Linked DNA regions of Homo sapiens: region 1 is linked to region 2. A link is an interaction called in ENCODE POLR2A ChIA-PET data of the cell type or tissue named here. Cell type or tissue: PC-9. All regions are shown on one strand. Links, peaks and the distances in the headings refer to the core of each region. The heading gives the core; the rest is flanking DNA.

Region 1 (15,546 bases), core at 3,454-11,453, 120 kb after region 2:
TCCATCTGAAATACCTGGAGCAGTAACTTCTCATTGAACTCATTGTTATCTCTATGGCAATTGGAAATCAGGCCTTTTTTACCAAAAAAAAAGTGTCTAATATTTATGAAGCACTTACTAAGTGTAAGGCAGTGTGGTTGAGCCCACTGTTCATATTCTTAGAAATTGTAAATTCAGCCAAATGAAATTCCTTTATCAGCAGCAAAGAGCCTGGGAAAGGCAGAACACTCACTAGAAATCTGCCTGGTGCTCTGGTCTGAAGCATTGCCCTGAGTAGATTTCCCCTTTTGTGCCTGCTCCCCTATGAATGACTTCGCTGTTGAGTGTAGGGAAGGAAAGTAATTTGTCTTGTGGTGGTCGTAAATGTAGAGATGAAAGAATTCTTTATCTCTTGTATGGATGGGGAAACTGAGGCCTAAAACATGGATGTTCCAGTCACAGAGCAAGGCAAAGCTGGGACAAACCTTAGATCACCTTTCTTACTCTATTACTAAATCTCATACCAAATCTCATTTGAGAGCTGAAAAGTACCATAGAGCTTTGGGCTATTTGCTCAGCCTGGAGTGAGAATGAGGAATGCCATTTTGTACCATCTGGCCATAGCAATCCCAAGGCAAGCAGAGCCCTCCAGTCCAGGTATCCAGAGCCTCCAGTCCATCACACCAGCAGTGCTATCTAAATGGCTTTGGCAATTAATTCCAATACTCAGTGAGCTATTAGGTTCATCTGCTTCTGTCAGTAAAAATCTTGATTAGGCTTTAGATACTTCTCACAGTTCAGGCAGTGCTGTTGTAAGTGGGTAGAAAGTACTTTGATTCTGAAGAGAGATCTAGACTTGAAAATACTTTGCTTGATTCTTAGGGCTAAGCAAGAGAACAGCTCATCTGTATTCCAGGAATATGGCTTGATCCTTCCTAACTCTCAGTAATTTTTTGTCCTCTCTTAGCTCTCTTTAGTTCCAAAGAGGATTTTTTTGCTTAAAACAAAACAAAACACCCAGTATAACATTAAAAAATAACAGTCCGGGAGTGGTGGCTCACGCCTGTAATCCCAACGCTTTGGGTAACTGAGGCAGAAGGATCACTCAAGCCTAGGAGTTTGAGACCAGCCTAGGCAACATGGTGAGACCCAGTCAGCACAAATATATACATACATACATACTTACATATATATATATGTATGCATGCCGGGTATGGTGGGTCATGCCTATAGTCCCAGCTACGTGGAAGGCTCAGGTAGGAGGATGGCTTGGGCCTGGGAGATTGAGGCTTCAGTGAAACATGATCATGCCACTGCATTCCAGCCTGGGTGGCAGAGCAAGACCATGTTGCTCAAAAAGAAAATAAAACTAACAACCCCCTCCCCCAAACACACATGCATGAAATCAACCTTTTATGAATGCAGTGACTTGTCAATATCCCTAGCACCTAGACACAGTCAAATATTTGTTGAATCAATTGCATGAAAGCATAAAAACTAAGTAGGTCTCTACATAAGTGATCTGCTTCAATTGTTAAATACTTTTTAACCAGGATGAAGAAATTTTGGGATAGCCACCAGCAGGAATTTCTGTATTTGATTATCACCTACTTGGGCAGTTAAGGCTGTTTTCTAAAATGATGGCTAACTGGTTATTTGTAAAGCTACTCTGAATGCTTACAAAGGAAGCTGCATGTTTGTATTAGTTCAGGTAAAAGGCTAAGTTGCTATAACAAAGAGACTCAACAATACAGTGGCTTAAAGAACAAAGAAGTTTATTCTTTCTCACGTAACAGCTCTGAAGGGAATTAACCTGTCTGAAGTGAGTGATCCAGGTCATTGGGGCAGCTGTGCACCAAATGGTCATTCAGGGACACAGATTCCTCGTATCATGTTGCTTCTCCATCCTCTGGAGCATTGTCCTCATCTGCTGCATGCTTGAAGCTGGGTCATCACTGGTCCTAGCTGATGGGAAGGGGAAAAGGAACAGGGAGGAGGTAGACCCGCTGCCTCAAGGCCTGGACCCTGCAGTGGCACGGATACTTCTGCCTACATTCTCACTTTCCATTGGCAATGACTTAGCCCGATGGCCACACCTACCTGCCAGGAAGGCTGAGAAACGTAGTCAAGCCATGTGCCAAGAAGGAATGGGAGGACAGGTTTTGGTGGGCAACTTACAGTCACCACTAGATTGGTATCATGGAAGGAGCACTCAATTCCAGGCTCATTTAACTAATTAATTTAACTCAGTTTGCTAGGGGCAAATCTATTTCTCCATCTGTGAAATTAGTGAGTTGTATTGAGCTGACCTCTGAAATATTTCAAAAAGTAAAGCTTGAGAAAATCCTGGCTGGTAGGACTTTAAGATGAGAATAAGAAAGCATTATAGGGAATGGGAGACTGTATAAACATCAGGGCCAGTGGCTCATACTGTAAAGATGGTGGGGAGGAAAGATGGAAGGTGTTTTGGTGGCATTGTTGAATAACTGAACTAATGACTTAACTGCCTACTTTCAGACTTTATGTGGCAGGGAGGGGACAGGGGGAGAAAGAAACCACTATTTGTATTTGCAGCTGAACACTTTACTTTCTAATATACTATCTGTGTGATCTTGGGAATATTGCTTAAAAGCCTGTTTCCTCATGTATAAAATGAAGTTATCTGTATTCCACGGGACATGGTAAGGATTAAGTGAGGTCCTGTTGTAAATAGCATAGTGTTTTGGCACTGTAGTGCCCAGTAAATGGTAAGTACAAATTGGATTTATTTGCTTCATTGGGGAAAAATTGTTAATGCTATTAAAATGTTGGTTTATGATATGGTATCATTTCTTGGAAGTTATCAGGGCAAGCTCTGACTTAAGACTGACTAGTTTGGTGGACTATAGTACTAATGGCCAGAAACGGTGCCTCGGGCTTCAGCTGCCACCCACCTAGGCTTCAGCTGTTAAGTTTTGTTTGTTTCAATGATATGATTTCTTCCATGGGTCAGCTCATTTGCTTGAACTGTTTTCTTCCCTTGAAATGTCCTTTCCCCTGCTCTTTACCTAGTGAACTCCTGCACATCCTTCAAGGCCCAGATCTGATGTCCTCTCCTTAGAAAAAGCTTCTTTGACTCTAGGGAGACTTAATTTCTCCTCCTAGCAGTTAATACGTAATAGTGTTAACATTAGCTGGTGCTTAGGTAGTCCTATGAGCTAGGCACTGCTTTAAGCACTTTTACACATATTAACTCATTTAATCCTCACAAAGCCCTATGAGGTAGTTTTGTCATTGTTCTTGTTGTCTCTGTCTTACAACTGAGGAAACTGAGTAGAGCAGTTAGGTGACTTTCCCAAGGGCAAGCTGGGATTTGAAAATAGGTGGGTGGCTCCAGAGTCTGTTCTGGCTCATTATTTTGCCACAGCTCATAGCACCTGTTATTTATCTCTTGTTCCCACTGGAAAGTAAATTCTGCCAGGATCTGAGTACTATTTTAAGATGATTGTGGAACATATAGTGGGCACCCAATGTATATCGAGGCTAATTTCTGCAAGACACACCTCCCTGTCTAAACGTAGACATGGCTTCTCTGTGTTGAGTGCTTCTGTGTGTCAGGCATTATATCAAGCACATGCATACGTTATAATGATTCCTTAAAACAAACGGACAAGATAATCTGTTATCACCATTTTATAAACACAGCTTAATGAACAGTGGTTGGCACAGAGTAAACATGCAAATATTTGCCGAGTAGCAGAGATAAAGCTTGGTGAGGGCAGCGATGTTTGTCTGTTGTTCACTGCTTTATCCCTGGCATCTACAAGGGCCTGCTGCTTAAAAGCACTTATTTGTGTTTTTGTTTTTTTACTTGAAGTCAGCCTTTTATTTTTATCCAGATTTATTGAGATATAATCGACAGATAAAATTATATATATTTAAACTATATAAAGTGATTTTATATATGTGTATATATGTATGTGTGTATCTATCTATCTATCTATCTATCTATCTGTCTATCCATCTATCTATCTATACCACCATCAAGTTAGTTAACACATCCCATAAACATTTGTTGAGCTAGGATTTGAAGCCAGTTTGGGCTGACTCCAAACTCATACTCTAACCACAACCCTCTACTTCTGCAAGGGCATTTCTTTAGGGTTTTTGAATGTACAAATTTAGGGTTTTTGAATGTACAAATTATTTATATCCCATCTACTTCTAAGAAAGAATCAAAGGAAGAAAAGGTTAAAAAAAAAAAAAAGAAAAGACTGAAGAACTAACTCTTGTACAAAGATGTTTATGGCAAGAATCATGGTTGCAAATGAAACAACTCTAACTTAAGTAAAAAGGTGGATTTATGATTGGGTTAATGAGGTGTCTCATCAAATTCAAGGGCAGGAAAGTATCTAGGCTCCAGCCACAACTTGTACTACCCAATCTGAGGCTTTAGAGACTTTCTCTTTTCTCTGCAAATCAGCTCACTCCTCTCTCACTGTAAACAGGCTTTCTCTACATGGCAGGAGACAGGGCTGCTAGTAGCACCTGTGTTTCACCTCTTATGGCCTTGACAACTGGGGACAGATTGTGCGGATGTTTTCTCTGGTTCTAAGTTCAAAAGCCCTAGGACACCCCGTACCCATTAGAATGGCTGCTATAAAACAAAACAAAACAAATTAACCCAGAAGATAACAAGTGTTGGCAAGAATGTGAAAAAATTGGAACCCTTTGCACTGTTGGTGAGAATGTAAAATAGTACAGCTGCTGTGGAAAATAGTATGGCAGTTCCTCAGAAAATTAAAAAGGGAACCGCCATATGATCCAGCAGTCCCCCCTCTGGGGATATATCCCAAAGACCTGAAAGCAGGGTCTCAGGGAGATACACCCTTGTTCTGCATAGCAGCGTTCTTTACAATAGCCAAGGGGTAGAAGCAGCCCAGTTGTCCATCAAGAGTGAATCTAGGCCGGGTGTGGTGGTGCACACCTGTAATCCCAGCACTTTGGGAGGCTGAGGCGGGTGGATCACCTGGGGTCAGGAGTTCGAGACCAGTCTGGCCAACATAGTGAAACCCTGTCTCTACTAGAAATACAAAAATCAGCTGGGTGTGGCGCAGGCCTGTAATCCCAGCTACTTGGGAGGCTGAGGCAGGAGAATCACTCGAACCCAGGAGGTGGAGGTTGCAATGAACCGAGATCACGCCACTGTGCTCCAGCCTGGGCGACAGAGTGAGACTACATCTCAAAAAAAAAAAAAAAAAAAAAAGTGAATCTAAGGGCTGCACATGGTGGCTTGTGCCTGTTATCCCAGCACTTTGGGAGGCCAAGGCAGGAGGATCGCTTGAGCCCAGGAGTTCAAGACCAGCCTGGGCAACACAGTAAGAGCCCATCTCTACAAAAAATAAACAGATTAGCTGGGTGTGATGGTGTGTGCCTGTAGTCCCAACTACTTAAGAGGCTGAGGTGGGAGGATCACTTAAGCCCAAGAGGTCAAGGCTGCAGTGAGCTGTGATTGTGTCACCGCACTCCAGATCCTGGGTGACAGAATGAGGCAGACCCTATCTCAAAAATAAATAAGAGTGAGTGGATAAACAAAATGTAAGTACATATGATGGAATATTCACCCTTAGCAAGGAAGGAAGTTCTGACGCATGCTACAACTTTGAGGACATTATGCTGCATGAAAGCCAGTCAGGCCGGGCGCAGTGGCTCATGCCACATTGGGAGGCTGAGGTGGGAGGATTGCTTGAGCCTGGAGTTTTGAGACCAGCCTGGGCAACAGAATGAGACCCACCTCTACAAAAATAAAAGAATTATTACCCAGCACTCGGGGATGAGAGGTGAGATGATGCTTGAGCCCGGGAGGGCAAGGCTGCAGTGAGCCTTGGCGCCACTGCACTCCAGCGTGGGCAGCAAAGCAAAAAAAAAAAAAAAAAAAGCCAGTCACCAAAAGACAAATATGGTATAGTTCCACTTACATGAGGTATCTAGAATAGTCAAATTCATAGAAACAGTATGGTGTTGGCTGGGGGTGGAGGGAAGGGTAAATGGAGAAGTTTAATGGGATAGAGTTTCAGTTTTGTAAGATGCAAAAGTTCTGGAAATTAGTTGCACAACAATGTGAATATGCTTAACACCACTGAACTATACGCTTAAAACTACTTAATACACTTTCATACTGTAATACACTTAACATTACTGAACTATAAGCTTAAAAGTGAATTTTACCACCATTTTTTAAAAGTAAAAGTCCCAGGAAAGGGATCTTTTAGCCCAGCTTGAGTCTAGTGCTTATCCTGAGGCCCATCAGCCAGTCTGGAGATGGATTCCTGAAAGGACAGGACAGTTCCCATGGAAAGGATGGAGTGGAGGTGGAGTGATTCCCAGAGGAGAAGGGTGAGCGGGTTGGTAGGAGGGGAGGGCACCTGGGCAGACAAGCATTTGTGTCCACTGTGGAGTTGCTGTCTGCTAGTCAGTAAGACACTTGGTTTTCTAGCAGCAGGGCTGAGCTTAACTAAGTCCATATGCCTTCTGGGTGGTACTTGCCATTATCTTCATCATGAGATATCTGTAGTAGTCATTCCTTAGAAATTTATGGCCCAGTATGGTTTTAACAAAACTACATATCTTGTTAGTATTTGCCAAAAACATTTGAGGTCGTTTCTACAAATGAAGAAACAGACTCACAGTATTTCAGTGACTTAACACAGGGTTGGTGTTAGTTCAGTTGTAAGGGATTGAAAGCCAGTTTAAACTAATTTAGGTATAAAAGACGATTTGTTGGCTTATGGAATCTAAAAGTCAAACAACTGAGCTTCTCCTGAAAGGACAGGCAAGGTGCAGCTGGGCCTCAGGAACAATTGCTCCCAAGGACTCAGACACTACCAGCACTGCCTCATCTCTTCTCAGCGTGCCGATTTCACGTTTCTCTCCATGCAAACCAGCTTTCTTCACGTGGTCGTGGTCATTGGAAGCTGCCACACCTCACATCTTACAGCTTTTCTTCACTGAAAAGAAGTGGACCAAATCCCAAGTTTAAAAGCCCCAGGAAAAGACGCAATTGAGTAGAGCTGAATTCTGTTGTCTACCCTTGGATTAAGAAGGACAGCGTACCATCTAAGAACATGGCCCTCCCTGTAGAACAGTATGATAGAATGAAGCCAGGGAACACGAGAGTTTTCAGGAAGAGGGCAGGGATGGGATTGGTGCTGAGTAGACCAAATAATAGGTGTCCATAGCAGTGACACAGAGTAGGTGGCAGATGAGAGAACTCCAGGTCCTCTGACTACAACCCTGACTAGCGCACCGTAACTACCGAGTACTTCCCATGCAAAAGGAAGGCCCTATCTCTGCAAGAACCGTGCATGGTGCATTATCAAGTGTGAGGCTGGGGTCAGACTCTGAGTCACCAGAAGTGAAGTGACAAATGACCTGAAAGCAAGGCATAAAGGAAAACCATTTAAGTCTGTGCCTTCTGCCTGAGCCTCCTTGTTAATATGAAGGGGATCGAGGTATAAAGACTTTTTATATTTTTGAGACAGGGTCTCACTCTGTCACCCAGGTTGGAGTGCAGTGGCACTCCTGGGCGCAGGTGATCCTCCCATCTTAGCCTAGGGAGGTTGGGACCACAGGCACCTGCCACCATGCCCAGGTAATTTTGTTTTTTTGTAGAAATGAGGTTTTGCCATGTTGCCCAGGCTGGTCTTGACCTCCTGGTCTCAAGCGATGCTCCCGTCTTGACCTCCCAAAGTGCTGGGATTATAGGTGTGAGCCACTGTGTCCGGCTCCAAGGTATAAAGACTTACATAGAAGTTATTTGTGGATTCAAAAATGTCTCTGTGTCTTGCTGGATCTGCATAATGAAGTCAAGTTGCTTGGAGACTGGTGGGTTCCTGATGGCAGACAAAAGTGTCAGCTTACTCTCTCTGAACTTTGGCAGTCAGACTCTTCAAGTGCTTTTTAGAAACTACCTTCTTTTTTTTTTTTTTTTTTTTTTTTTGAGATGGACTCTCTCTGTCGCCCAGGCTGGAGTGCAATGGCGCGATCTCGGTTCACTGCAACCTCCGGCTAATTTTTGTACTTTTAGTAGAGATGGGGTTTCGCCATGTTGGCCAGGCTGGTTTCGAACTCCTGAAATCTCAGGTGATCCACCCGTCTTGGCCTCCCAAAATGCTGGGATTATAGGCGTGAGCCACCGTGCCCGGCAAAACTACCTTCTTACTACATTCGTGGCTTTCTGTTGTTTTAAATATCAGCATGTAAAGGGTGCAGAGAATTCGGTGATCATGTTTCAGTTGTTTTCAAACTTGTTTTTAGCTGTGGATCCTTTTTTTTTTTTCCTTCTCCCAAGTCATACATGAATTGCAATATATAATATATACTGAACTAGACTGGCTTCAGGTCTGGGTAGGGTGCACAGTCTTCTGGTCCCTCTGATTTAGTGCCCACCCCCTTCCCCGCCCCCCGGCTGTGGGACACACTTTGAAAATCTCTGATCCAGATTAGCCACATAATTGAGCAGACAGAGAAAGTGAGTCCCAGAGAGGTTAAGTAAGTCACCAACAGCAACACAAAGAGTTAGTAAGTAGCAGAGCTATGCCTGGAACCCTGGTCTCCTGGTTTAGCAGTAGTGTTCTTTTTACTGGATTATGCCACTTCTAGTTATTTTGAATTAAAAAGTAGTTGTATTTTTCATCAGGTACGTGGTAAGTTGAACCAGTTCTGGACTAATATGAAGGCAAGTAGAGGACTTTAGGAGTCAAACAGCTTTATAATTAGGAATACCTATTAATTCAACAGACTTAAATGAGTGCTTATCATTCACTATTCTAGGTGCTAGAGATATATCAGTGAACAAGACAGTTCCTGTCTTCAGAGAGCTGGAGTCTTGCATGCTATCCCAGTGAATATGATAAATGCTGTAATAGAGTCGTTTAGGGAATACACAAGATTTTACCTGACTCGTTCTAGAAGAGTCTGGGAAGGCTTTCCTGAGGAAATGGCATCTGAAAAAACATGAGGCCTGGCACCAAGGCTCACGCCTGTAATCCCAGCACTTTGGGAGGCTGAGGTGAGGGGATCGTTTGAGGTCAGGAGTTCGAGACCAGGCATGGTGGCATGTGCCTGTAGTCCCAGCAACTCACGAGGCTGAGGCAGGGGGATTGCTTGAGCCCAGGAGGCAGAGGTTGCAGTGAGCCAAAATCAGCCACTGCACTCCAGCTTGGGCAACAGAGTGAGACTCCATCTCAAACAAACAAACAAACAAAAAACCTGAGAATAATGGGCAGGAGCCAGGTAGGAGAGTGTTCGGGGAAAAGGCAGGAGGGGTCTGCAGGACCCAGGTCATAGAGGACCCTGTAAACCATGAATCCCGAGAAAACATCAGACGTGTTTCCTGGAGAGATCACTCTGGTGCAATGCAGAGAATGGATTGGCTGCAGACAGCCTAGAGGCAGGGGACAGTTTAGATATTTAGCAGGTAGCATTTATAGGACTTGATGAAATGTTGGAGGTGAAGGAAGGGAAGGGGTCAGGAATGAGGCTGAGGTTTCTGACTTGAACAGTTGATTAGACAGTGGCCAAGTCCTTTGGCCAAGATAAGAACACTGGAGGAGGAGCAGGTTTGGGTTGAGGATGAGTTCAGTTTGAGACTTGGGGAGTTTGAGGCATCTGTAGAGAATCCTCATGGAACTGGATATTCGAGTTGAGCCCAGATTGCACTCTGGGCTGGAGATAGGGATCTCAGAGTCATCAGTATTGACGGTATTTGAAGCCGTGGAAGATGAGGTCACTCGAGCAGGGGGTGTAGTGAGAAGAGAAACAATCTAGAGCAGAGCCTTGAACATTAACAGAGCATTTTACAGAGCTTTGAGAAGGGAGTGGTCTGCAGGGAAGTGTGTAGGGGCCATGCACAATAAGGAATGAGAAGTATCCATTGGTTCTTAGTGATGACATCAGTGGTAACCTTGGTAAAAGAGGGGTCAGCTGAGGGTTAGAAAATGGAAGCCATATTCCAGTGGTTTGAGGAGTGAATGGGAGGAGAGAAAGTGGTGAGTGTCTAAGTTAGGAAAGGAAGGAGAGGGGGTTGCTAAAGGGAGGCTTGGGGTTGAAGCAGGTTTTTTTTTTTCCCCCTTTCTAAGAGACTTTCACATTTTAAAATGCTAATTGGAAGGAGCTAGTCATTCTAAATACTAGAAAATGGTTTCCTCCTTTTGTGAAAGATTTGGAAGACCATTTTTCTTAATATAATACAGCTCTTCCTTGACACTGTCTACAGGTGGGGTTACCAAGTCATCCTGTTTGGCTTGGGATTTACTAGTCTTAGCACTGAAAGTCTCATGTCCTGAGAAACCCCTCAGTGGGGGCAAACCAAGATGATCAGTCACCCTTTGTAGAGACCTCCTTCCAGAAGGATTAGGTAAGGCACAGTCTGCAGTTGCAGAGACTGTGATTTAGCTTTTCTCTGAAGATTTAGAGGAGTACCTACCTCTGAAAATAGACCTGTTGCAAATAATAGAAGAAAATGTAGGTGATACCTGATTGAAGTTTCAGTAGGATTCAAAAGATGGTACATAATTCACTTAGAACCAGCAATCCTACAACTGGAATAATCTGGGATAAGAAGAGATTAGGAGAAGATTAAAGACATGGCTGCTGAATTAAAACTGCATGGAAGCAACGAATGCCAGGTCCAACACAGAAGATCAATTTAGTAAAGAAAACAAACTTCAGATGGTCTCCCAGAACACAGGAAACTGATAAAAGACATGAAAATAAGATAAAAGAGGAGCTATGGAGGGCAGAACAATGAAAGATGAATTTTGATAATTCAACTGAGTGGACTCATGATTAATAGTGAATAATAAGAGTGAGGACATGTTGAGTGCTTGCTCTGTGGCAAGCCCTTTCAAACCCTTTACATGTGTGAACTCATTTAATCCTCATAACAATACTGAAGGATGGGTACTGCTATCCTCCCCCTCCACCCCATTTTCCATATGGCAAAACTGAAACACAGATTAGTAAGACAATGTGTGCAAGTTTATGCAGGCAGGAGATGGGGAGCTGGTGAACTCAGGTGGTCTGGCCCCAAAGTCGTTGCTCTGAAGTGCTGCGCTGTGCTGCCTCAGTATAACATTGAAATTAAATTGTTCAGTCATTCATTCAAGTGTTTTTTTGGTGTCTACTAAGTGCCAGGCTTAGCTCTGCTGCTGGGAAAATACAGACAGGGTTTCTGCCCAAATGCAGCTTACATTCTCATAGGGAGAAAGAAAATAATGCAAGTAACAAGCAATAAAGAAAATTTCAGTATGAAGTCCTATGAAAAATGGAAAAACAGGGTAGAGAGTTATTGGTGTGTGTGTGTGTGTGTGTGTGCGTGTGTGTGTGTGTGTGTGCTGAGGTGGGCGTTCTCACTCTGTCACCCAGGCTGGAGTGCGGTGGCGTGATCTCGGCTCACTGCAACCTCTGTTGCCTTTCAGGTTCAAGCAATTCTCCTGCCTCAGCCTCCTGAGTAGCTGGGATTACAGGTGCCTGCCACCATGCCCGGATAATTTTTGTATTTTTAGTGGAGATGGGGTTTTGCCATGTTGGCCAGACTGTTCTCAAACTCCTAACCTCAGGTAATTCGCCCACCTTGGCCTCCCAAAGTCCTGGGATTACAGGTGTGAGCCACCATGCCCAGCCTGAGGTGGGGGTTCTACTCCAGATGGGTTGCTCAGGGAAGATCCTCTGAGGAGGTGGCATCACCTGAGTCTGGAATGATGTGGAGTTGGTCATACAAGAAGATGGAGTAGAGGGAGCAGCAAATGCAGAGGCCCTGAGATAGGAATTGGGCTGGGCATATTTACAAGCTAGAAAGAAGGCTAGTGTGGCTACAGAAGAGTGAATGACAGGGTGATTTGTAAAAGACAAAGTCAGAGAAGTAGCCAGGCACTAGATAAGGACTTTGGATTTTATTTTATTTATTTTTTAATTTAAAAATTTTTTTTTGAGACAGAGTCTCAACTCTGTCACCCAGGCTGGAGTCCAGTGGCACGATCTCAGCTCACTGCAACTTCCACCTCTTGGGTTTAAGTGGTTCTCCTGCCTCAGCCTCCCGAGTAGCTGGGACTACAGGCAGCTGCCACCACGCCCGGCTAATTTGTTTTTGTATTTTCAGTAGAGGCAGGGTTTCACCATGTTGGCCAGGCTGGTCTCGAACTCTTGACCTCAAATGATCCACCCACCTCGGGCCCCCAAAGTGCTGGGATTACAGGCGAGAGCCATTGCGCCAGGCCTGGATTTTATTAAAGGAAGGAGTTAAAGAGTTTTCTGGCTGGTTTGTTCGTTTAGTGAGGGGAGGAATATGATCTGATTTACACGCTAAAAGATAAGTCTGGCTGCTCTGTGAAAATAGACTGTAAAGGCATAACAAGGATGTGGACTGTGGAAGCAGGAAAAAGGTTAACGGGATGTTCTGGCTGGAACCAGCGCCTGGAGCTCGAAGTTTTGAGCTGTCTCTCTGCCTTGGGGCATCCCCTCCCCATCTTATCTTATCACATTCACTGATTTATCTTCCTGTGGAAAAAGGAATCAGAGATCATAACTTCATAAAGGAATGACTACCCTGCCTCCTAGCTTATTAGACCAGCGGAGGGCCAGCCAGGCCAATCACACTCCTCCCAGGAATTTCAAATTGCAGCTCAGTCCTAGCTGGGTACACTTGAACAGAGAAATACAAGAACTGTGTTTGGTCATACACACGAAATAACTATTTGTTGTTATGAATGGGTGCACTACAAAACAGAGAAGGCTGATCTTCAGAGAAGGAGAAAAGCAGACAATGCAGGAGGGAATCCCAGATGAGGAAAGGAGAGAGAGATTCCTGTTGACTTCCCAGTTCCTCGGTCCCGACCCTCCTGAGGCCTAGTGTGCTTCCTTGGGTTCCTGAGATACCTCTATTTCCTTGTAAAAATTTCCATTTTCGCCTAAGTGCATTTCATTTATGTTTACCCCCAAGGCTCCTTGTTCCAGGGTGTGCACTTTCCGGGCTCCTGGCCTCGACGGCCACATTGTTCTCATCTGGGGCTGGTGGAGCCCTTGCTTCCCCACAGCCTCACCAGCTGGGGGCCTTGTTGCCTTGTTTTTTCTAGTTTTATGGGCCTATGAGGTTATCTTAAAGGTAACTGATTTTGCATTTATTTCCTGGTCAGACTTTCATTTTCCTAAGATAACTTTATATTCATGTTGTTTACATTTTAAGTGCTTTCTGGGTAGAATCCAGTTTCAAACTTAAATACTCAATTCAGTTTATTGGATAATAAACGTATCTGGTTTTTTTTTCTTTTTTTGGGTTTTGGTTTTGCATTTTCCCACATTCTCTTTCTTTCCTTTGTTTTGTTTCTATTTTTGTTTTTGTTTGAGACAAGGTCTCACTCTGTCACCCAGGCTGGAGTACAGTGGCACGATCTTGGCTCACTGCAACCTCCGTCTCCCGGGCTCAAGTGATCCTCCCACCTCAGCCTCCCGAGTAGCTGGGACTACATGTGCCACAGTGCCTGGCTAATTTTTGTATTTTTTTATAGAAACAGAGTTTTGCCATGTTGCCCAGTCTCGAACTCCTGAGCTCAAGCGATCCTCCTGCCTTAGCCTCCCAAAGCGCTGGGATTACAGACGTGAGCTACCTCGCCCGGCCTCTTTCCTTTTTATATCCTACAGAAGATAAAATAGAAATGAATTCATTCATCAAGCATCCTTTGAGTTTTTACTGTGTATCAGCCCTGAGTATATGAAGATGAACATGTCATGGTCCCCGTCCCTCACTTTGCCCACCTTAGAGAAATCGGTTTCCTGGGCCCTCCTCTGCTCTTGGGCCGCAAGCCCTCCCTGAATGATCTCATCTACTCTCAGGCTTTGGCTCCCACCTGTTCTGCAGGATGAGCAGGCTTTTTTGTTTGTTTTTTAATGATATGTGACTATTATCCCGTGCCCTTTGTCTTCAGTGCTTGCATGTTCAGTTTGACCCATGGGAAATTCCCCTCAGATATTTCTGTTACTATCAGAAATACCTTGGTGCTGTCCACAGGTATAGCTTGAGTTAAACTGGCTCACACACTAAAAAGCGTCTTCGCATGCACCCGTGGGACAGGGGTGGCTCTTCAGGAGCCAGCAGAGCTTACCCAGAAGCAACTCAGCAGCGCTGAATCTACTTGGACCTTTGGCCTGTGGACTGCCCTGCACGGCCCTGGCAGGAGTGAGGCTGCCTGTCCCAGAAGTGACACATGGGTACTCCTCGGAAGAGTCTATGTGGCTTCTATTCACTGTCAAAGAGGGAAGTGAGTAAGGAAGGGTGCTAGGAGGGTGGTTTAAGTGCCCAACAGCTGCATTTAGGAGAGACTTTTGGTCTCACATCACAGAGTATGAGCCAAAAAAGGAAACCCATGTCCTTGGCCACATGTTCTCCCAGCAGTTTTCAGATTGGAGCCTGTGTGTACTGATCACTCTCAAGTTCTGCCCTAGGTTCCAGACCTTCCTTCTGGATGTCCCATGCACACTTCAGACTCACCATGTCCAAGACAGGACACGTTACCATCCCACCATTCCCCAACCACCCCCTCCTCACTATCCACAGTCCTGATTGTAATAGTCTCACTGCCAGCCCCATCACCCAAGCCAAAATCCTCACCTCTTCCTCAACCCTTTCTGGGACCCCTCCCTTTCCTTCTTTGATAACCACCTGGTCACAAAGTCTTAACCATCTGTATTGGCTTCCTATTGTTGATGTAACAAATGCCATCGACCCTTAAACAACAAGGGTTTGAAGTGCATGGGTCCACTTAGACACAGATTTTTTTCAACTGCAGATCACAAATACAGTGTTTGCAGGATGCGAGGCCTGTGTATACAGTGGATTCCACATGTACCTGCCATTACTTCAGGACTTGAGTATATGGATTTGGGCATACTTAGGGGGTCCTGGAAACAATCCCCCACAGATAGTGAGGGACAACTCTTAACCACAAACTTTATGGCTTAACACAACACAAATTTAGGATCGTTCTTACAGGTGTGGTGATCAGAAATCTGAAACGAATTTTGTGCACTAAACTTAAGCTGTCGGCGGGGTCAGTTCCTCTGGAGGCTCTGGGGGAGAGTCCACTCCCCGCCCTCCAGCTTTTCCAGGTGGCCTGCATTCCTCGGCTTATAGCCACATCACTTGGATCTCTGTGTCTGCCGTCATGTTGCCTTCCTCCTACTCACTGTTGTGGAGGACCCCTATGATTACACTGGGCCCCTGGATAACCTAAAATAATCTCCTCATCTCTAGATCATTAATTTAGTCACATCTGCAAGGTCCCTTTTGTCATTTAAAATGACAGTCACAGGTTCTGGGGATTAGGATGTGGACATCTTCCACACCATCCTGACCACTTACCATTCCAGAACTCACCTGTTCCAGCTGTCATTGCTCTTCAGGCCAGGTCATCTCCCTTCTAGGCTGTTCAAACAGCCTCCTAATTGGTCTCCGCCTCTGGTCCTACCCTCTTCAACCCATGATCCTTCTAATAGCATCTTCTGTGTCTCTTTCTTGATTCTGCGTTTGTACTG
Region 2 (15,546 bases), core at 2,860-10,859:
TTGTTTTTAATCAGAAAAAAGGAAAAGGGCCAGGTGCAGTGGCTCACGCCTGTAATCCCAGCACTTTGGGAGGCCGAGGCGGGCAGATCACAAGGTCAGGAGATCGAGACCATCTTGGCTAACACGGTGAAACCTCGTCTCTACTAAAAATACAAAAATTAGCTGGGAATGGTGGCGGGCGCCTGTAGTCCCAGCTACTCAGGAGGCTGAGGCAGGAGAATGGCGTGAACCCAGGAGGTGGAGCTTGCTGTGAACTGAGATCACGCCAGTGCACTCCAGTCTGGGCGACAGAGCGAGACTCTGTCTCAAACAAACAAACAAAAAAAGCGGGGGGGGGGGGGGGGGGGCGGGGGCGGGAAGAAAAGTCTTCCTGGTTTCAAGAAGAGGATTTAAATGTAGGCTTAAAGCAGGGGTTGCCCTGAGGCCCAGGAGGAGAGAGAGCTACAGGGTTCACAAACCCTGACAGACCCAGTTTCTTCCTACACTGAAAGGAAAGGGGGTTCCAGGTCTCCAGGCCTGGCCTGAGGAGGGGTCAGGTGGTATGGATGGAGAGGTCTGGCCAGGCATGGTGATGTTCATGCCTTTAATCCCAGCACTTAGGGAGGCAGAGGCAGGAGAATAGCTCCAGCCCAGGAGTTTGAGACCAGCCTGAGCAACATAGCCAGACCCCATTCACCACAAAAAGGAAAAAAAGTTTGGACAGGGAGGTCATATGCACACCAGCCTTCAGCCCACGAGCCATCCCGCGTGCAGGCATACACAGGCACCACCAGCCACAGAAGCATGTGCACACAGGCACCTGCTAGATCAGAAACCAGCCTGAAGGGCCCCCAGCAACTTCCCCAAACTGGCTGCCACGCCTGCCCAGGAAGTTGCTCAGTTCCTACATGCCACAGGGAAGGCCTGCCCACCTCCACCTCTCTTGACTCTGTCTCCTCAGGGAACAAGAGCTCCTCATCAGCCTTTGTCAAACACTCCATCCTCTGCTCATAAGCAGCTGAGCAGCTGCTGCTGAGGAACCCAGTGTAACTGGGAGTAACCCGGCCTGCAGCCACCATCCCTGGGAGCGGCTGCCTCCCATTGGCTGGGCCTCATGAGGCGACGTGGCAGCAGAGCCTCCCCTTCTACTGGCTGCCAGGGAGGCGGGCACAGGGCCAAGTCTCACGGGCTGGCGCCGGGGGAGCCCTGAGCAGCCTGCACAGGTAAGGCAGGCTGTCCTGCCCCCGGCCCTGAAGACTGGATCAAAGGCTCCAACCTGGGCCTTAGCCAGGGGCTGGCAGGATTGGGGTGGGTGGGGGGCCTCGTGGGAAAGGAAGCTGTAGTGGGGGAAGGGGTTGCGGGAAGAGCTTTGAAGGCCGGAGGCCAGGTATGGGCGCCCCTGGGGCAGGAAGGCGCCCACTTAAGCCTGGATGGGCTGGAGATGAAAGGGGTATGCCCCCCCACACCCTGAAGCAGGATGTCCTGGAGGGAACCAGAGCCCCCGCCTGACAGCCTATCCTGTGCGTCTCCCCTGCCGTCTGATCCGATCCGTGGCACCACCTCCGCCTACTTTGCCCCTGAAGCTGAGTAGCACAGGCTTTGTACCAAGGGAGAAGGTAATTTACGTCATCCAAGGTGCCAAAGGTTATGGGTTTGCTACCCCATTCCGGGTATTACCCCATCCCCTGCTCTGCCAGGAGCCACCCTGAAGGGGTGCCAAATTATTTATCACTGTGCTGTTGGAGGGTCCCACATGGAGGTAGAGATGCAGCAGGCTGGGCCTGAAGTCTAATTCCCAGCCCAGGATTCTGCAGTTCCCCTGGTGTGGCCTGTACTAGGGACCACATGCCAGCTCTCCTGCTGAGCTTCCCTGAAGTGGTCATCATAGCACTTAGTGTCCCAGACACTGCTTGGTATTTTAGTATCAACTTATTTAAGTCTCAAAATTACATCAACCTTATGAAGTAGAATTAAGTCAGGCACTGTTCTAAGAACGTCAAAAAAAAAAATTAATCCACCACAACTCTGTGAGTGTGAGATAGGTATAACTATTATCCCCATTTTAGATGAAGAAACTTGAGACTCAGAGATGTGAAGTGACTCAGCTCTAAGTAGGGAAATTGGGATTTCAACCCAGACAGGGGCCGGGCATGGTGGCTCACACCTGTAATCCTAACACTTTGGGAGGCTGAGGCGGGAGGACACCTTGAGCCCAGGAGTTCAAGGCCAGCCTAGGCAATATAGTGAGACGCTGTCTCTACAAATAATAATTTTAAAAGATTAGCCAGGTGTGGTGGCACGTGCCTGTAGTCGCAGCTACTCGAGAGGCTGAGGTGGGAAGATCACTTGAGCCCAGGAGTTCTAGGCTGCAGTGAGTTATGATCACACCACTGCACTCCAGCCTGGGTGACAGAGCGAGACCCTGTCTCTAAAAAAAAAAAAAAGAAAGAAAGATAGAAAGAAAGAAAGAGAAAGAAAGATAAAAATAATAAAATAAGCCCAGGCAGGCTGGCTCCAGAGTACAACTGCTTAACCACTCTTAAGTACTACCTCGGCCACTGCAGGAAGTGATAGAGTGGGAGAATTCAGAATTCCAGCTTCACCAAGGGGAATGAGTGGACCCTGGGGAGGAATGAGGCCTGAGCTGCCCAGCCTAGCACTTTGGCTGTCCTGGAAATGAACTGGCTGAGCATGCCAGTGCCCGTGCTCAGGGTAGCTGATGCCTCGGATGGGGTTTCAACACCCTTGGGCTTTTAACTCCTTCCTTCTCCTCACCCTTCTGCCTGTGACAAGACAGAGAGAAGGACCAAGGAGCAGATATGCTGGAAGTCCTGCCTTGTGCCACCTCGAAGGGGCATATTCTACTCACCAGGGCATAAGGCGACCCAGGCAGGTCCAGGGGGATTTGCTGATGCAGAGGCCCACCAGGGGGTCTGTGATGGCATCCCAGGCTCGGCCCACAAACAGGATGATGGAGGCAGAGAAAGGGCCCACCTGGAATGAGGAGAAGCAAAAGACAACTTCCTCATCCTTCTACTCGCCTCAACTCTCACTGGTAGGCAGAAGCAGAGGCTCCCTCCCTATCTCAGCCAGGATCTTGTGACCCTGAGCTGCTCCCACATGGACCTTACACATCTTCACTTGCCTTGTTAATAATGACAATAGCATTTCTCCAATAACAGTAGCACTGGGTGCCTCCTTAGAAGCTTTCCCAGCTCTGTCTCCTTAATTGCTTCCCTCCACTGCCCTTGAAAACATTCCCATCAATTCAAATGAATCCACAAACATTTCCTTCCCTCCCTCTCTCAGCCCTGAGCTCCTGACCACCTGATATCAGAATGAGCATTCACGGGGTGAACACAGTGTGCTTCAGTGTTCCCATCTGTATAATGGGAGTTATGAGCTCTACCTTACAGGTTCAAGCTCTATCTTGGATGTGGAAAAAGGAGCCTATAGATGCTTTTTAAAAAGGGACTTGTCACTACCCACTCAAGTTATCCCCCTCCCCGCCCCAAAACCCCCCAGGCCCTAAATACAGACTCTCCAGACTCCTCCTTATCCATCAAAGCCCTGCTATTGCTATTTCTCTGGGGAGTGGGTATTCTTCCCCATACCATAGTCTCCCTAGTCTAACCCCCCAACCCCAGCTCTAACACCCACTACAACAGGTTTACACTTTGACTGCAGGTTCCTCATATTTACACCCCACCCAAGGCCCAGCCCATGGGAGTTACTCAAAAATTAGCTGCTGAAGTTTTTTGTTCCTTCTGGAGTTCAGTGTTCCCCCTCTGTAAATGGATACAACTAAGATGCGATGCTTGCCAAGTTAGATGCTACACAGAGAAGACAGCTGGTGCAGGAGCCCCGGTAGTCATGGCTATTCTGCCTCCCACTCTCCCATCCAGACAGGGTGAATTCTCAGGATGCCAGGCTTCTGGCCAAGGCTTCTCAATGCACAGAATAGTCCTGTTTCACCCTAAGTACCCCTCCCAGTCAAAGACCCTGTGTACTGGGGCATTCTAACTTAGCCTGGCACCTAAGTGCCCTTCTGCTCCTCAGGTAAAGGTGGGATGCATCTCATCCACAAGCCTGGCAACAGCCACCAACCCCTGAGTCAAGCCAGCTGACTATCTCCCAGCCAGGAACACAGTGTGCCAGTCTCTTCTAAGAACAGCATCCCCAGCAGGCCCCATTCTCCCTCATTCTACCGCCTACCCCTTCAGGCTCTGTTGCTCATGCCAGGCAAGGAGGAGTTGCCAGACCTTTCCAGCAAAGACTCCTGGAGTGGAGACACTCCTTTACTGGATACTTTCCAGGGTCTTCTCATTTCTTGCTCACTGACTCAGAGGCAGCAAAGTAGTGATTTGGGGTCCCATTTCACAGATGGGGAAAACTGAGCGAACTGACCCAGGGGTGCATAGTCTTTCCCACCTCAGGATGCTGAAGGAGCCCTCGAAGGCTTAGACCACTCACCTGAGCCACATCCAATAGGTAGATCTGAAGGAAGAAACCCAGGGCACAGCCCGTCACCTGGTAGGGGGCTCCCCCAAGTGCATAGCAAAGCTTGTTGCAAACAGACAACTGTTGTTTCTTCTTTTTCGGTTCTTTCTGGGAAGAGGAGGAAAAGATGAAAGGCCCAAGGTTCTGGCCTCCATCCAAGAAGGTTCCACAGGAAGGACCATCCCTCTGGCCAGCTCTACCAGAACAAACAACTCTGCTTTGACCTGTTCCTATCCAGGAGATCCCACCTTTTTTTTTTTTTTTTTTTTTTTTTTTTTTGAGACAGAGTCTTGCTCTGTTGCCCAGGCTGGAGTGCAGTGGTGCCATCTCGGCTCACTGCAAGCTCCGCCTCCTGGGTTCACGCCATTCTCCTGCCTCAGCCTCCCAAGTAGCTGGGACTACAGGCACCCACTACCACACCCAGCTAATTTTTTGTATTTTAAGTAGAGACGGGGTTTCACCATGTTAGCCAGCATGGTCTCGATCTCCGAGATCCCACTTTATACAAAAGAAAGGTGTTCTCCATTCTTAGGAACATGGAAAAGGGGAATCCATACTTGTGTGAAAGTAGCCCCTAAGCCACCTCCCTCCTGGAGATTCTAAGGAAACTTATCAGCCCACCATCCCTAAAGAACTCCTCCCAAGGCCTCAGGCACTGCTCCTTTCCAGGTTTCAGGGGGAGCATGCTCCAGCAGCCGACCTGTCCCCACCCGGCACCAGCTGCCACAACCTGAAAATCCGCTTGCTGCCAAGAGCTGCCTGAGCCCAGCCCAGGCTCCCACCCTGCCTCAGAGACAGGATCCACCTGCCTACTCCTGGTGAGAGCTCTAGAGAGCTACGGGGGCCCGGCCCAGCTGGCTGCAGGCGCAGCTGTTCCACCTATCCCAGAGCATCCCTGACCACTATAGGCAGCCAGAGCTTCAGGCGGACCCAGGAACTGTCCTACTCTCCAGCTTCCCGACCCATCGCCCTCCACCCCTGAGCTCCTAGAGGACCTTGGAGACGGGAGGAAAGGCCTCCAGGTTCAGGCCTGATCCCTCTCCGGGTGGGGCACTAGGGAGGTTGGGTTGCCCAGGGAAAGTAGATATTACTCATACATAGTAACAGCATAATTGCTCACCCAGCTCCTTCCAAAGATCAGTTAATAAAATTAAAAGGAAAAGGCAGTCACCTCCCACGAAGGTATCTATTGCCTGAGATCCTTTCCTAGGGGGCCGCCTCATTTTATTTGGTCCTTCAATAAGTCCCCAGGGCTGGGGATGTGGTCGATGGTCTCGATGCGCAAAGCACCGTTCCCGCGCGAACATCCACATTCAGACAAATGCCTGAGGGACGCGGCTCCTTTAAGAGCAGAGCTCTTGTTCTTATGAATGAACTTGAGCGGCCCTAACAGCAGAGTTGAGGCGCAAGAGTAGGTGGGTGGAGTGGGAGGTAGGGGATGAGAGATGGGGAACCAAGGGGAGTTTCCCAGATTTCTGGGGTCATCTCTGGGGTTTGGGGCGGCAAGCCCCAGCCGCTCAACACGGAAGAATGGAAACCGGCTAGGCAGAGCGGGGAATCACATGGGGCTGCCGGCAGAGCCTCTCCGCAGAGCGTGGAGTGCGGGTGAGCAAAGGGGGGCGAGGGCGCCCACAGCTTTTCTCCGTCACCCCCTGTCCCAGGGCACCCCCAGGTCCTCTCTGGCTCGTAGGCTTCCTGTCCCTGGCTATCCCAATGGTCCCCTGACCAGGCCGACCCCGGGACGCCCCTGATCCCCCATTTCCGCCTCCTCCCTCCCCTCGCCCTCCACGCGGGGTGCCGGGCCCTCACCTTCACCTGGGCCGGGCGTTCAGTGCTTTGGAGGATGCTGGTGGGTAGCAGCCCCGCCGCGGAGCCGCTCTCGGCGCCTTCTCCTTTGGCCATGACCCGCGGGCCACGCCGCTTGGGACCTGGTAGACGGGATGCTCCTCTGCCCCGCAGGCCGCTGCTCCTCCCAAGCTCGCTTCGTAGCAGCCTTAGCCACGGCCGCCGCGCGCTAGCCAAGCCGGCTGGCAGACGAGGAACGCACTCTGCTGCACGCCCCCTCCGCGCCTCTTATAGTTCTGCCCAGCCCTCTCGGTTGCGGCCAATCCCCGAGCCCCGCTGCCCCGCCTCCAGCCAATCCCGTCGCCCGCCTCCCTGCCCCCGCCTCGCCCGGCGGCTCTGTGCCACCGAGCCACGTTCTCCAAGCCCCGGAACCGGCATCTGCCTGCGCTGGCTCCTAGCAATCCGAGAAGCAGGCCGCGAGACCTCCCAGACACGCGCGAGGAAACCGAGGCCCCAGGCTGAAAGTGATCTGCCCGGGGTCCCCGATCTGCCCGAGGTCCCCGAGGTCCCCAAGGTCCGACTCTCCCCGAGTCGGGCCTACCACCCATGACTTCTGAGCCCCAGGCCTAGGAAAGGTAGGGGCTCTGAAGCCCACTTTAAAATCTGGAGTCAGGGCCTCTCTCCTTCTTCAAGCCTAGAGGACGTACGCTGACACTTTCCCTCCTGATGCCTCTCTCTCATCCCCGAAGACACACCATTCCCCCGTCCTGCCCTTGGCATCCGGGCAATGGGGAGAAAGATGAGGCAATCCAGTGGCTGCCCCTGCCAGAAGGGAGCTCCCAAGTCGTGGAGAGAAGCCGGGGCTACGCCCGCTAGTACACTATGACAACAGTGGCCTTTTTATGGATAGCTTCCTCCATGCTTAATATGATCTCTTTCGGCCCTCAAAAACCACCAAGTGAGGGTGGTACTATTATTATCCCCATTTTACAGCACAGGAAGGGGAAACTTGGAGAAGTGAAGCAACTGTTATGTAGCAGAGCCAGGCCTGAAAGGTTTTGTCCGATACCAAAGCAGTTGCTCTCAACAGCCCTGCTCTATCCCTCTTAGCATAAATTACAGACGGCAGAATGGGGTGTATGTGTCTCCCAACAAGAAGCCCTGGGAGATACATGGCTCCAGAGGCACTGAGGGTTGAAACAGGGAAAGTTTTGAAAAAGAGAATGCCCAGAAATGTGGTCCTCAAAAGAAGATGGGAGGGCATTAGTTTGGAACAGAAGGCAGGCACGGATGCCAGAAAAGAACAGTCTTTAGTTCCACCTCTGAGTCCCTTATGTCAATGTCACCCCGGTCTTTCCAGTTCTCTGATTAGTGAAGGGGCTGCTGGAACTCTCAAAGGCTACCCACCCGGTTCCTGTGCTCCTTAATGTCAGCCTCCTTCTTCCTTTCTTTAAATCTCTGATTGCAGGGAGGAGAGATAAGGTCTATCTGCCCCAGGATGGTCACACCATGCTCCCTCATACGCCAGCAGATCCCATCTGGGCACACAGCTCTTGGCCATTGCTGAGCAGAAGAGAGCCAAAGTGAGGCACTGAATACTGTGGAAAGGGAATGGCTGGCCCCATTACTCCAAGCTGTGTGACACTGTTCTGTCTCTTTTCCCCTCTCCAGGCTTGGTTAGCTAAGCTCCCTTGCAGCCCCCAAATCTTCTCTCCCACAGTCACACCATACCACAAGTGATCTGTATCCCCCGGTTGACAATGAGCTCCTCAGGTAGGAACCGCATCTTTTTCACTTCTGTGTCCCCACCAACTAGCTTAGGGCCTGAATTATTGTGTTCAGTGAATGAATGTTCAGTCTTCCCCTGCTAAGGTACAAGCACACAGAAACCCATTAGGAAAAGCCCTAAGTGTCTCCATTTACTAGCTGTGCGGCTGACTCTGAACAACTCAGTTAACCTCCCTGTGTAAAATGGTGATATTAATAGTAGCTACTGGCCAGGCACCCTGGCTCACGCCTGTAATCCCAGCACTTTGGGAGGCTGAGGTGGGTGGATCACGAAGTCAGGAGTTCCGGACCAGCCTGGCCAATATGGTGAAACCCTGTCTCAACTAAAAATACAAAAATAAGCCGGGTGTGGTGGGGCACACCTGTAGTCCCAGGTACTCAGGAGGCTGAGGCAGAAGAATCGCTTGAACCCAGGAGGCGGAGGTTGCAGTGAGCCGAGATCGTGCCACTGCACTCCAGCCTGGGTGACAGACAAAGACTCTTGTCTCAAAAAAAAAAAAAAATTAATAGTAGCTACCTAATAGATTTGTTTTGGGGATGAAACAAGAAAATGCACAGGAAGCATTTAGCACAAGTGCCTGGGAGCTGAAGCTGGGCTGGTCCCCCTCCTGGCCTGATTCCAGTCTGTCAGTGTAGCAACGCAAGATTCCAGATATGGCCTGACCAAGCCAGCACAATAGGCCTATTATTTTTTCCAGTCTGGATGCGACACATTGTTAATGCAGCCTAAGACTGCTGGGCTTCAGAGCCTTTCTCTCCCATGATTAGTTCCCATCAGGTTGTGGTCAACTAAATCATTCAGATCCTTTTCACCGGAGTTGGGGTCAAGTCAGGTCTCTCCCCGATCCTCTGCTTTCTGTAATGTCTTGAGGCTCACAACAGAACAATGTCATCTTGCTTATTCCAGCCTGTCGAAATTGTTGTGGATGCTGGTTCTATGGCTCACTGTTTTCTCTCACTCTAAATTTAGATCTGGCTGTCCCTTGCAACTTCAACTCCACCAGCCATGTTGTTGGTCAGGACAGAGCCCCATAACACAGCACTAGAGACACTCACTGTCACCACTAACTGAATCACGGCACCGCCAATACAACAGCTCCCAAATACCAAGCAGCCACTGGTATGCTGGGCAGCGTGCCCCATAAGTGCTTTAAATATACTATCTCATTTACTTCTGTTTTTTTTTCTTTATATCTCATTTAGTCCCAACAACACCACTGGAGAGAGTTGTTTTTATTACCCTCATTTTATTTATTTTTATTTTATTTTCTTAGAGATAGGGTCTTGCTCTCTCCTCCAGGCTGGAGTGCAGTGGCACACACGATCATAGCTCACTGCAGCCTTGAATTCCTCAGCTCAAGTGATATGATTAGGCTTTGTGTCCCCACCCAGATCTCATCTTGAATTATATCCTAATAATCCCCATACCCCCACAATCCCCACATGCCAAGGGAGAGACCAGGTGGAGGTGACTGAATCGTGGGAGTGGTTTCCTCCATGCTGTTCTCATGACAGTGAGTGAGTTGTTACAAGATCTGATGGTTATATAAGGGGCTCTTCCCCCTTTGCTCAGCATTTCTCCTTCCTGCTGCTTTGTGAAAAAGATGCCAGCTGTGTGCAGTGGCTCACGCCTATAATCCCAACACTTTAGGAGGCCAAGACAGGTGGATCAGTTGAGGTCAGGAGTTTGAGACCAGGGTAGTCAACATGGTGAAACCTGTCTCTACTAAAAATACAAAAATTAGCTGGGTGTGGTGGTGCGCGCTTGCAGTCCCAGCTACTTGGGAGGGTGAGGCAGGCGTATCACTTGAACCCAGGAGGCGGAGGTTGCAGTGAGCCGAGATCACACCACTGCACTCCGGCCTGGGCAACAGAGCGAGACTGTCTCAAATAAAAAAAAAAAAAGAAGAAGATGCCTTGCATTCCCTTTGTCTTCTGCCATGATTGGAGTTTCTTGAGGCCTCCCCAGCCATGCTGAATTGTGAGCCAATTAAACCTCTTTCCTTTATAAATTACCCAGTCTCAGGCAGTTATTTATAGCAGTATGAAAACAGACTAGTATATTAAGCAGTCCTCCTGCCTTAGCTTCCTGAGTAGCTGGGACTACAGGCATGTGCCACCATGCCTGTCTAATTTTTAAGTTTTAAAAAAATTGGCTGGGTGCGGTGGCTCACGCCTATAATCCCGGCACTTCAGGAGGCCGAGGCAGGCGGATCACAAGGTCAGGAGATCGAGACCAGCCATGACCAACATGGTGAAACCCCATCTCTACTAAAAATACAAAAATTAGCTGGGCGTGGTGGTGTGTGCCTATAGTCCCAGCTAGTCAGGAGCCCAAGGCAGGAGAACCCAGGAGGCAGAGGTTGCAGTGAGCTGAGATCAGCCAAAAAAAACTTCTGAGAAGACTGGATTCAGAGAGCTTCTGGCTAGCATGAATACACAGAGCTTCCTGAGGGTAATGTCCCAGCCAAGGCATGGAAGCTCCACAAGCCTTCCTCCGTATCTCACCTTATGCATCTCTTCATCTTTATCCTTTGTAGTATCCCAAACCAGTCAACATGGGTGTTTCCTTGATTTCTGTAAATAACTCCAGCAAATTAATCCAACCCAAAGAGGGGATCATGGGAACCTCAATTTGAAGCCAGCTTGTCAGAAGTTCCAGAGGCCTGGCGTTGTGACTGGTGTCTAGGGTTCAGGAGACAGTCTTGGGAACTGAGCCCTCCACCTATGAGATCTGATACTATCTCCAGGTAGGTAGTGTTGGAATTGAATGAGAGGACACCCAGCTGGTGTCCACTGTTTAGTGTGTGGGGGGAAAAAAGAAAACCCATACCCGTGGTCAGATCATTCTTCTATGTTGGTGATTGTGGTGATGGTGGTGTGACAGTAGAGGAAAAACACAGTTTGAGAGGTTTTTCCTAAACAACTGGTGTCAGGAGTGGGATATTCTGGGCTGATCCAGGCTCAAGGAAACATGTGGTTTGGGAAAAGAAAGTACAAAAAGATGAAAGATGAGGAACCTTTGATTCCTGGGTGGCCATGTGCTCACCCATAGTATGAAGCCACAGGGACACACGTAGTATGTACCTAGATTAGGTACTAAAAGTCAAAGATACCAGGGAAATTTAGAGATGGCTCCAACTCCCAGGGAGTTGATTGACTACATGCATAAGGAAATGCAAATTAATAAGAAAAAAAAGCTAAATATTCAGTTCCTTGGTTATTATCTGTAATGGCTAACGTGAAATTAAAAGAGAATGCTGGGTGAGACCTTGGTGCTAGACCAGCTTAGACCTCAATCAGTCTGAATTTAGGCCACCAGCCTCAAAGCTGCCCCCACAGGGCAGAATTATGCAGAGACAACAGAAAGTACTTCTAAGACTTGTGTTTACCAAGAAAGTAATCACTGTGGGAGGAGGGCAAAACCAAGTAACTATTGAAACCAGAGGGCATAGTGTGAAGGAATTATTCCATTTTGTAGATCCTTATCATCAGCTTCCTGAGGAACTTTTACGAAAATGAATTCTGTGAGTAAGTAGTTTAGGAGCAGGATCTTTGGTTTTAATTGCTGCGGAGTGGAAGAGCCTGTTTGGGTTGATGCAGGACCCACAGCTCACTACTGAACAATGGCAGATGGGTATATGTGATTCAGACACACAAAAGATGTATTTCTGAGGGAATGACCAGCCTTGGACTGGTTTTATCCAGTGGACTGGATAAAAGCCACTATAATATCTATTTACCCTGAGAAGCGGGGACTGTCCAACTCCACCTAGAAATGCCAAGGGGACCACCCCAGATGAAGCAGCCCATATGCTTCATATGCAAGCCATATGGGACTGGCTTTATGATGGCAGGGACATTCACCCACTGAAGATGCCCATTACCCAAGTCATGCTAAGTGCTGTGGTTAAAGGAGCCTCTTCTACACTGGCACCCCATGTAAGCTTACTCCTGCAGAATCAAACAGCAGTTCAAATTTGCTGTCTCAGCTTCCATTCATGGGTCTTAGAGATGCTAATGAAAGCATAAGGTTAGTTAACAAGAGAATGAGAAAAGGCAAAAGGTAGAGTCAAAAGACTCATCCTAAGAAGACTGAAATTTTTAAACGGTTATTAAGAAATAAGATGAATAAAGAAAACATTTAGCCAGACGTTGTGGTTCAGGCCTGTCATCCCAGCACTTCGGGAGGCCAAGGCAAGCAGATCGCTTGAGCCCAGGAGTTTGAGGCCAGCCTGGGCAACATGGCGAAACCTGTCTCTCCAAAAAAATATTAAAAATTAGCCGTGCATGGTGGCACGTGCCTGTAGTCCCAGCTACTCAGGAGGCTGAGGTGGGAGAATCACCTGAGCCTGGGAAGTCAAGGTTACAGTGAGCTGTGATCACACAACTGCACTGTAGCCCAGGTGACAGAGTGAGACCCTATCTCAAAAAAAAAAAGAAAGAAAACATTGATAGGGTTGATGGGATGAAACTAAGAGGAAAAAGAAAGGGAGAGTTGGCCGCGCGCGTTGGCTCACGCCTGTAATCCCATCACCTTGGGAGGCCGAGGTGGGCGGATCACGAGGTCAGGAGATCGAGACCATCCTGGCTAACACAGTGAAACCCCGTCTCTACTAAAAATACAAAAAAAATTAGCTGGGTGTGCTGGCGGGCACCTGTAGTCCCAACTACTCAGGAGGCTGAGGCAGGAGAATGGCGTGAACCCCGGAGGCGGAGCTTGCAGTGAGCCAAGATTGCGCCACTGCACTCCAGCCTGGGCGACAGAGCGAGACTCCGTCTCAAAAAAAAAAAAAAAGAAAAAAAAGAAAGGGAGAAGTTATGGGACTCATCCCCATGGGGTGAAAATCTTTAAATGGTTATTTTCAAAACTGAATGAATAAAATGAAAATTGATGGCTTTAAAACAAAGATCTTAATACAACACTTTTGAAGCCTGGGTGGACCAAAGGGAACCCTTACTGGTCCCCAATGTTAAAGGGCCCCAAACCAGTTTCCTATATTTCCCCCAGCTGGGAGAAATTGAAAAATCTGGAAGGCAGAGATTACAATGAGAAATCTGATCTGAAATTGCCTAGGGAAACGGTCAAACAGATTAATCAAGATGTAGATCAAGGCAGGGTGTGGTGGTTCACGCCTGTAATCCCAGCACTTTGGGAGGCCGAGGTGGGCAGATTACTTGAAGTCAGGAGTTCAAGACCAGCCCGGCCAGCATGGTGAAACGCCGCCTCTACTAAAAAATACAAAAATGTATCCCAGCTACTAGGGAGGCTGAGGCAGGAGAATGGCTTGAACCCGGGAGACAGAGGTTGCAGTGAGCCGAGATTGCACCACTGCACTCCAGCCTGGACAACAGAGTAAGACTCCATCTCAAAAAAAAAAAAAGATGTAAATTGAGGCCCTGTGTGGTGGCCTATGTCTGTAATCTCAGCCCTTTGGGAGACTGAGGCAGGAGGATCACTTGAGGCCAGGAGTTCAAGATCAGCCTGGGCAACGTAAGGAGACCCCATATTAAAAAAAAAAAATTCAAAAAATTAGCCAGACATGGTGTCACGTGCCCGTAGTCCCAGCTACTCAGGAGGCTGAGATAGGAGGTACACTTGAGCCCAGGAGTTTGAGGCTGCAGTGGGCCATGGTTGTACCACTGCACTCCAGCCTGGGCGACAGGACGAGACCCTGTCTAAAAAAAAAAAAGATAAAGATAGCCAAAAGCAAAAGGGCCAGGGTCCTTTGGCTCAACCCCTGGCTGGGAACCCAAAGCTTTTTGCACAAGAGTGGGTAAAATGGTCTAGGGATGGAGAAGTTCCTGAAACTAGGACATAAAAATGTAAGAGTTGATAGGATTTTGAAAGTTGGTATATTTGAATACACCTCATGTGAAGTGGTTGCATCTCTTTTACCTGATTGTAGCATGGGAATGAACACTGTATCTTATTGGAGAATGTTTCCCCTACCTGGTTTTGTAAAACAGAAGGCATGTAAATCTGCCCTTCAAGCATTATTAATTGAACATGCTAAACGGTAACCTATAAGTCTGCCAAGCCCACATGGTGCAGAGTAGAAGATAGAATACCAGTAGGTTCAAATTCTTCATTCGATAGCCCTATGTTGAACATTTCCTGGCCTTTTGGCAAAAGGCTGTGAGCACTTCCCAGCAACGACTCCTGGGACTTTGGACTAGAGAATTTCCACTTGAAGGGTATTTACTACCTTGTTATGGAACATAAACTAAAGCTGTCCCTATGACCGAAGGGCATAAAATAATCTTGAAACCTGAAATACCCATGATGTTTTCAGTGATATCAGAGAAATACTCTAATGGGGATGGCAGTGCCCAGAAGTGTTTCATAATAAAATCAAAATGGTTTATACAGGATCGTGCTACCTGAAGAGTGCAAGGAGGAGACACTCAAGCAGAGAGCCTCTTTACCCCAAGACAGACACTGAAACTGTGTGAGGAGCTGCTGGATTCCATTGACACTTGGACAGTCCAGTATGAACAGCTCTCAATTGACCAACAAGGAGCTGCTTGGTTTTGTTGTGAGGTGCTTTTTTTTGAGGGAGGGGGGCGGGTATTTTTTATTTTTATGTTTTATTTTATTTTATTTTTTTTGGAGACAGAGTCTCGCTGTGTCGCCCAGGCTGGAGTGTAGTGGCGTGATATTGGCTCACTGCAACCTCCACCTCCCGGCAAGCAATTCTCCTGCCTCAGCCTCCCAAGTAGCTGGGACTACAAGCACATGCTGCCACGCCTGGCTAATTTTTTGTGTTTTAGTAGAGACGGGTTGTCACTGTGTTGCCCAGGCTGGTCTCGAACTCCTGAGCTCAGGCAATCCGCCTGCCTCAACCTCTCAGAGTGCTAGGATTATAGGTGTGAGGCACTGTGCCTGGGCTGGGTAGGGAGTGGTTTGAGATGGGGTCTTGTTTTGTCACTCAGGCTGTACTGCAGTGGCTCAATCATGGCTCACTGCAGCCTTGACCTCCTGGGTTCAAGCGATCCATCCACTTCAGCCTCCCGAGTAACTGGGACTACAGGTACAAGCCACCATGCCTGGCTTATTTTTGTTTCTGTTTTTTAAGACAAGGTCTCGCTATGTTGCCCAGGCTGGCCTTGAACTCCTGGGCTCAGGTGATCCGCTTGCCTTAGCCTCCCAAAACACTGAGATTACAGGTGTGAGCCACAGTGGCCAGCCCAAGGTGCTTGGTTTACAGACTGCAGTTCCGAAGTGAATGAACAACATCCTGTTTGGATGGTAAAAATAGATCAACTTGGTGGGCTGAGCTGCATGCTGTTTTTCTAACAGTAATGGAAGAATTGAACAGTGATGGAAGCCCTTGTGTTTGGGTTTCTACTGACTTATGGGCAGTGACCAATGGCTTGGCCATACACTCAGGTAAAAGGGCAATGGAAACCTGGCTTATTAAAGGATGCCCATACGGAGCATGGCTCTATGGAAATTTGAGGGGTGTATTACAGTAGAATAAGTTAACACCT

Evidence for each region. Peaks named below come from ENCODE experiments on the same cell type or tissue, not always from the same donor. Only the 100,000 strongest peaks of a DNase experiment are listed, where the experiment ranks them.
Region 1: POLR2A ChIA-PET joins it to region 2 with 25 read pairs; 3 of 35 experiments call an interaction of 5 or more read pairs at or near these places.

What each region holds. Positions count from the first base shown.
Region 1 is chr1:39,824,275-39,839,820 of GRCh38, reverse strand. LOC105378667 (a long non-coding RNA gene) reads right to left here. Exons shown (of 4, transcript XR_947221.3): 1 at 15,389-15,546; 2 at 14,118-14,258; 3 at 7,764-7,850; 4 at 1,866-1,944. TRIT1 (tRNA isopentenyltransferase 1) reads left to right here. Exons shown (of 11, transcript NM_017646.6): 11 at 1-1,711. Among named protein-coding and RNA genes, the nearest start is that of LINC02811, 15 kb to the right of the region's middle. RefSeq lists a silencer at 2,718-2,918. In PC-9, for the core only: no CTCF peak of the experiment used is centred there; a DNase peak (open chromatin) is centred at 9,700; H3K27ac peaks cover 278 bases.
Region 2 is chr1:39,946,128-39,961,673 of GRCh38, reverse strand. It overlaps MFSD2A (MFSD2 lysolipid transporter A, lysophospholipid), which reads right to left and starts at 6,529. Exons shown (of 14, transcript NM_032793.5): 1 at 6,289-6,529; 2 at 4,453-4,587; 3 at 2,849-2,973. The coding sequence starts at 6,381. RefSeq lists an enhancer at 898-1,007 and a silencer at 6,578-6,707. In PC-9, for the core only: no CTCF peak of the experiment used is centred there; DNase peaks (open chromatin) are centred at 5,563, 5,823 and 6,623; H3K4me3 peaks cover 2,153 bases.